Regions from separate parts of the Homo sapiens genome. Here region 2 is linked to region 1. A link is a contact called in ENCODE Hi-C data. All regions are on one chromosome and are shown on one strand. Each heading gives the region's core, a stretch centred on a gene start or an enhancer-like site at or near the end of the contact. The rest is flanking DNA. Distances are from core to core; before and after follow the strand shown.

Region 1 (3,669 bases), core at 834-3,333:
AAGAAAAGAAAAAAAAAATAGGTGGCTTAGAAAGTGAGCAGAGAGTGTAAAGCTTGGAGATTTTTCTATTTGAGATTTGGCTGCATTTAGAGCCAGTTTTTAAGCATTGCCAGGTTCACCTTTGTAAAAGGCGTTTAGAAATCTGCCACTATCAGATTTAAATCAATCTGGCTAATTGGTGTGATTGGAAAGTTGCAGTGGGGCAAGTAATCAGATTGGTTCCGGAGCCTCCACCCTTTGCTGTGCCTGGGTGCTACCTCCTGCAGGGTAGCATATTCCCAATTTTTGTGGTTTTGCAGTGGCCTCCTTTCCTAAGCCCACTAAGCATTTTCCTGTTCTTTTGCAAGGTCTTCTTTTTGTGTCAGGGTGTGGTGGAGCCACACAGGACTGGCATGATATTCACCACTTGTTACTTATGGAACTTGAACATATTTAACCTCTCTGACCATCAGTTTTCTCATCTGTAAAATGAGACCACATTAACGTAGCTTATAGACTTACTATGAGAATTAAATGTATACATGTGTAGATGATCATATTAGACTTTAATTGAAAAGCTTTCCAGTAGGTGTCTTAGTCTGCTTTCTGTTGCAATAACTAAATCCCTGAGACTAGGTACTTTTTTTTTTAAAGGAATTTATTTGGCTGGGCGCAGTGGCTCACGCCTGTAATCCCAGCACTTTGGGAGGCCGAGGTAGGCGGATCACGAGGTCAGGAGATCAAGACCATCCTGGCTAACATGGTGAAACCCCATCTCTACTAAAAATACAAAAAATTAGCCGGGTGTGGTGGCAGGAGCTTGTAGTCCCAGCTACTTGGGAGGCTGAGGCAGAAAAAAGGAATTTATTTCTTACAGTTCTGGAGGCTGAGAAGTCCAGGGACAAAGGATTCCATCTAGTCGGGGCCTTCCTCTTATGGGGACCCTCTGCAGAGTCCCAAGGCAGCTTGGGACATCACATGGTGAGGGGGCTCATGAGAGAGAACCAACCTGGCTTTTTATAACAGACACACTCTTGTGATAACTAACCCACTCACACAATGATAACCTATTATCCATTAACCCAGGAATGGACTAGTCAATCCAATCATGAGGGCAGAGCCCTCATGACTCAGTCACCTCTGAAAGGCCCCACCTCCTGATACTGTTTCACTGGAGAGTGAGTTTCAACATGAGTTTCAAAGGGGACAGTTTCAAATTATAACAGTAGAATTATGTGCATGTCCAGGTGTGCCATTTAGTAGCTGTGAGACCTTAAACAAATTACTGTGCCTCAGTTTTTTTATCTGTAAAATAGAGATAATAATACTACCTACTTCAATGGTTTTTGGTAATGATTAAATGAGTTAATATGTGTAAAATGCTTGGCATAGTAATTGGCAGATGGTGTGTACTATGTTTTAGCTTTTAATATTATTATTATGCATATTATTATGCAACACACCCAGTCTAATACCTGGCACAGAGGAATGTTAAAAAAAAAAAAAAAAGTTTGAATCCCTGTGCTCTGACACCTTTAGCTCCAAACTTGCTGCTGCTACTCAGGATCTCCTTCCTCTCTAGTTGTCCTGTTTAGCTGAGCCTCTCTCCAGCTTATGTGAAACCGTGTCTTGGTAGCTGCTGGGCAATTAGGCATTCAAGGCCCATGTTTGGTGGCCTAGGTAGGCCAGCAGGCAAGTTCAGGAGGGACTGAATCGGTGAGAAGGACCAACAACTTTCACTGACCTCATGACTTCATTCCCTTTATTTGGGGTTCTAGCCTCAGGACACACCAGAGAGGGAAGCCACGGCGTGTCCTTCAGGCCTTCTCAGGAAGCAGGCTTTCCTGAAGGAAGCAGTCCCTAAAACAGACTTGCACCTCTACATTTTGTCAGCCCTGGCACATGCTGTAGGAGGTTCTGGGTTAGCTTCGATGGGGATGTTTTTTCAAGCCTGCAAACTGCAATAGGTGACAACTTCCAGTCCCAAGAGTTTGGCTGGCTCTGCGTTGAACACAAAGCTTCCACTTGCTGCTGAGGGCTGCTGTGCTCTGCCTGCCTTCCAGGGAGAGTTACTTCTGGAAGGCTGTCATGGAGGGAGGAGAGCTAGGCTGCCGGGCCAGCTGCCCACTACACTGGTTCAAACTGGCTGTGCTGGCTCAACAAGGAAAAGACAATCTCACTAATCAGCAGAATCAATCACAGATTAGGAGCTTACCCTGCGAAGGCACAGTGGAGGGTAAAATGGAACAGAAAACAAAGCCCATGTCCTCAAGGAGTTCGCCAAGCTGGTGGAGGAGACGAAAACACTTAAAGAGTAAACTAATAATAACAGGGTATCCGAAGTCACCAGTTTGTCCTTGCAGGTATCAGTGACCTATAGCACTCCTTAAACTCCTGTGGTTCTAGGTAAAACAAACCTTCCCAGCAGAGGCATAATACTACCTATTCTATACCAGGCATTCTTCTAAAGGCTTTTTAATATATTATTTTGTTTAGTTTTCACAGTGACCTTTTGTAGTAGGTGTTAATCTCCTCATTTTCAGATGAGGAAACTCAGGGTCAGACAGGCAAAGGGACTAACCAGAGATCCTCTAGGTAAGAAGTGATGGAACCAGGATCCAAAGCCAGGTTCTCTGGCTCTGGAGGCTGTCCCTTCACCCTCCAGGTTAAACTAGCCGGAGCCAGGGAGGGCGGCTCTGGGAACCACACTGGATAGGACTCCTTCCTCTCTGACGTTGTGGGGAATCCACTGTTGCCTGCTCCTGCCCTTGCTGACTAAAGGCCTCTTGTGTGTGTTGTGTTCAGTAACTTGAGGGAGAATCTGCTCAGTTTGTCCACCCACCACCCAAGGTAGGAATCCCTCTCAGGGAAGGGGTCTCCTGCCCCCTCATAGGCTTTGGGCCACTCCCAGATGGTTGCTTTTAGGGGAGAAAAGGATGCTAATCCAATCAGTTGTGACCAGGATGGTGGTAGTCACATGGCATAGGGGAATCAAATGGTTCCCCGTAACCATCTGATTGTTAGGAGGAGCTTGCCTAGTGCATGCATCTATAAAGAAGGATGTGACAGCTCCTTCCTCCCTACTTATGCTGTATTGCTGCTGGCTGTGCACTCAGAAGCCTTAAAAAACATACATGTTTGCACATAGTATATTTATAAGACTGTTAATAGTGAAAAATAAATGTAACTATCCAGCCATAGGGGATGTACCTAAACAACAGATTACCATATAACTGTTGAAATCAATGCTATATAAGTATACTTATTAACATAGAAAGATTTTTTTCAGTATGTTGCTAAATGTCAGGATCCACTTGAAAAACAGAATGAATAGTCTGATCCTATTTTCAGAAGGAAAAAATGTATATGTGTGTATAGAAAAACATTTTCATTTATACATCAACATATTAATGGAGGCTGTCTCTGATAGGAAGGATTTTAGGTTATTTAAGTTCTTTTTGCTTATGTGTATTTACATTTTTCTACAGTAAATATACATTTCTTATTTAATAAACCTGTTATTTTTAGAAGATCTAATGATGTTAGAAATAATCTTAATTTTATAAAAAGAATCATCTCACCTTAAATATGAGAAAACAAAATATCTGAATTTCTTGTTCTTTCTCCCTTTTTCCCCCTTGTTTTTGGTGGAAAGCAGATAGTATTCATTGTGGAGAATGATTCTAGGCT
Region 2 (3,669 bases), core at 419-2,918, 220 kb after region 1:
TAGCCAGGGAAGGTACCTGGAGGTCCTGTGGAGAGAGACTCTACTTCTGTGTGTGTGTGTGTGTGTATGTGTGTGTCTGTCTGTCTCTCTGTCTCCCAGGCTGGAGTGCAATGGTGCAAACTGCAACCTCTGCCTCCTGGGTTCAAGTGATTCTCCTGCCTCAGCCTCCCAAGTAGCTGGGATTACAGGCACCTGCCACCACACCCGGCTAATTTTTTTACTTTTAGTAAAGACAGAGTTTCACTATGTTGGCCAGGGTGGTCTTGAACTCCTGATCTCAAGTAATCCTCCTGCCTCGGCCTGCCAAAGTGCTGGGATTGTAGGCATGTGCCACTACACCTGGCCTTGTTTTGCTTTTTTTTTTTTTTTTTTTTTTTAACACATAGTTTAATCCTTTAGTTAACAAGTATTTCTTGTGCTCTAGTCTTCACAGAATTCTGTGGTGAACAAGACCTGCTGTCATTTGAGAGAGGCTCTCTCGGACTAAGGATGTGTGATACAGGCTCAGGGTACTAAGCCCCATGGCATCACCCAGAGGGAGGTCGTGGGACCCAGGCCCACCTGTGGGAGCTCAGAGCCTGCTGGTGGCAGCTGCAAGCCACCCCAAAGATAGGAGAGGTCATAGTGGCTGTGGTGGCCGGTGATGCCCACCTGGAGGCCATGTGAGCTGTGGCTGGGACTCCCTTGTCTAATCTCCCCCATATTTCTGGATTTGGCCTCCACATTGAGGAATCTCTTACTACTCAGGATCCCTGAAATACATCTGTTGCCTTCCTGCCTGAGCCCTCTCACTTCTTCCCCTTTCCCGTTTATCCATGACCCTCCCCTTAACTGTCACTCATAACCTCTGTCTGATTCACACCACTGCACTCTCTCTGCCATTCCTTCAAAGATCAAGCAGTTTCCTTCTGTTAAACAAAATGTATGGGAGGCCATTATTTGGACTGACCTCCTGCATTAGGGTCCAACAGACCCATCCAAAATGGAGTCACTCACACTAAGGTTCCGCACCACGAAACCAAAAACGAAGCTGTTTACTTGGATCTGAGCTTCTGAGAAATCAGGAGAGAGTTGATAGTCATATCCCATTAGGCTAACAAGATCCTCAATAAGGAAAGTAACTTTGAAACGGCCAATCTGCATCTTATTTCTTGTTTTGGCTTTCTTCAGCCTTTTCTGCCTATAAGCTCAGCCCTTAGCTCAGCTCATGGGAGTTCCTTTTTATTTTGTAGACTGGATACTGCCCAGTTCATGAATTGCTAATAAAGGCAAACTAGACCTTTACAGCTCAATTTATTGAAATTTTGTTATTTGATACGTCCCACAATTTAACAATTGCACCTGATTTCACATATCCATTAATCAACAAAGGAGATGCATATTTCTTGCTTATTATATGTCCAGCACTGCCCTAGGTCCTGGTTTTGGGGTGAGGTGGGAGGAAGGATCGATTAAAATAAATGCAGGAACCTGCTCTGCTCTTAAGGGTCCCCAAAGAGGAGAGCAGTGGGCTGAGTTGCAAAGTGGTTTCTCTAGGACCAGGAGCTGTGGAGATCCACAGGGATCCCAGCCACAGAGTCCCCAGCAAGGCAGGCTTGGGGTAGGAGCTTGCTGAAGGGTGTTGGTTTTTTCTTGGACACTTCTGTCCTGGTCCGACCCACCAGCAGCTGCCTGCATGGGACGACAGTGCCCCCTGGTGGTCAATTCCGGGAACTCTCCAGCAGCTGTTTTGTAAAGCCCAGAGGATTAAGCTCCCTCAAGAACTTCTATTTTTGGTTCCCAGTATTTCCATAATGAAATGCTAACAGAAGCAGCCAAATGGCTTCCCAAAGGACCTGAAAGCTGCACTGCCGAACTCCTGTGTTCTCCAGCTCTCTGCTTCCCAGGGGTCAGATCTGCTGTTGGTTCTCAGGGGCAGTTCTCTGTTCCATACGGTTTAATTAAAGGGTCCCAGGGAGAGCAACTATATGTTTGCCTTGCCGAGTCTGACCTCAGGCTGTGTGCACATTCAGAGTGACGTGTTGGAAAGAACACTGGATCCAGGATCAGGAGGCTCATCCCACGCCAGCCGCTAAGTAGCTGTGAGATAATAATTTCAATAATAGCTACATTTTATTCAGTATTTACTCTGAGCCAGACATTGCACCAAGAGCTTCACATACATTGTTGACTTTGATCCTCACAACAAGCCTGTGAGATTGATACTGCTGTCATCTCCAGAAATCGAGGCAGAGAGAAGTCAAGTAACTTGGCCAAGATCATACAGTATGTGGCAGAGTTAGGACTTGAGTTCATGTTTCTGGGCATCCACTATGCTACACTGAACTGTGGAACTCAAAGAATCGGAAACTAGTGGTAGTGTCCAGACACTGATGTTTTTAAATGTTCCCCAGGTGATGGTGATGTGGAGCCACCTTTGTAATCTATAGGGTCCCACCAGCTATAACACTCAATGAGCCCCATGCCTTCCAAGAAGCAGAGGTGAAGTTGGGATGAGGGGAGAAGCCTGGGTTCAGGCCCTAATCTCCATGGATGTACAGGGCTGAACAGAGTCACAAGCACAGCAGAAACACCATGATGGCAGAGCAGTCATCCTGCCTGCTGTCCTCTTTATCTGGAGATGGTTTGTAGGACAGGAGAGCAATTGCCTTCCACAACATTCCTCAGAGTTCGTTATGTCGCATACACCCCAATCTACAGATCCATCACCTGTCCATTTATCTCAATGCCTCTAGAGCCATTTTCTATTTTTTAATAGATTCATTTGACAAACACTTGAGACTTATGATGTGCCAGGCCCTGAGTCTGCAGGGGTGGAAGAAGCTGGCATGGCCCCACTCTTGTGAGTTGGCAATCTAGAGGAGGAGATAGACAGACAGCACATTTTGGAAAAAAAAAAAGCACACTGTGACACATGCTCTGAACGACACAGCAATGCACAGTGGTGGAAAACAATAGGAGAGCAGAGGGACCTAATAAGACAGAATGAGCTGGGATTAAGCAGAGACCAGAAGAATGTGTTTAGTGTGTGCCTCCTGTTGGTAAATGAGCTCTGTTGTGTTCACTACACACTGGGCAGTTTGGTGCAGAGCTTGCTTTTCCCTGGGCCTCTACTGGAGTCCCCTCCAGGAGACATGGGGTGGCTGCTGTTGACATTTTCTCCCTGAAAGCCCAGGTATCTCTCCAGAGATGGAGAACTCTGAGCTTCCTTTTTACAGAAAGGACTCAAACTGGTGGCTGTTTGGGGATGGGACGATGATGGGTGATGTTTGAGGCCGGAGTTTCAGAATCAGAAAAGTCTCTGTAGTCAAGGCCTTGAGGTTTGCTGACTTTGCGTGACACCCAAAGCGTAGGACCCACAATCAAATCTGTGGAGAGGGCGCTTGTGGTCCATGTGTAGGTGTATACCTGTGAGCATAGGCAAGTGTGCGTGCACACATGTGTGCATGAGAGCAGGCTCAGGCTTCAGCTCCTGGTCACTCTAGTCCTTCTTCTATTCTCTCTTCTTTGATGGTAGGGCTGGGACTTGGCAAACCACTTTTGGCTTTGGCAGCTGCTTCCTATCGGATTCAGCCAGTAGGGGGTGCTAGAAGGACACTGGAAAGCTGGAGGGAAGCCCTCTTTTTCTTGTTTACTTCTGTTCTTGTAAGCGGCTCCGGTAGTACTTCT

The links. Hi-C counts contacts between places; a loop is a spot of excess contacts on that map. Pooled maps may share reads with other maps.
Region 2: a loop to region 1 is called in a pooled map, with 3 times the contacts of the local background. The contact joins two enhancer-like sites. A Hi-C loop is called at or near these places in 2 of 168 maps with a recorded cell type or tissue (ascending aorta and cardiac septum) and 5 of 50 pooled maps.

What each region holds. Positions count from the first base shown.
Region 1 is chr1:212,236,713-212,240,381 of GRCh38, forward strand. It overlaps LINC02608 (long intergenic non-protein coding RNA 2608), which reads right to left. Exons shown (of 4, transcript NR_125984.1): 2 at 2,195-2,264. Among named protein-coding and RNA genes, the nearest start is that of LINC02608, 46 kb to the right of the region's middle. Within about 2 kb of position 2,084, at least 9 of the 41 ENCODE cell types and tissues checked have a DNase peak (open chromatin) inside an H3K27ac peak, as active enhancers do.
Region 2 is chr1:212,454,368-212,458,036 of GRCh38, forward strand. No RefSeq gene overlaps it. Among named protein-coding and RNA genes, the nearest start is that of LINC02771, 17 kb to the right of the region's middle. Within about 2 kb of position 1,669, at least 4 of the 41 ENCODE cell types and tissues checked have a DNase peak (open chromatin) inside an H3K27ac peak, as active enhancers do.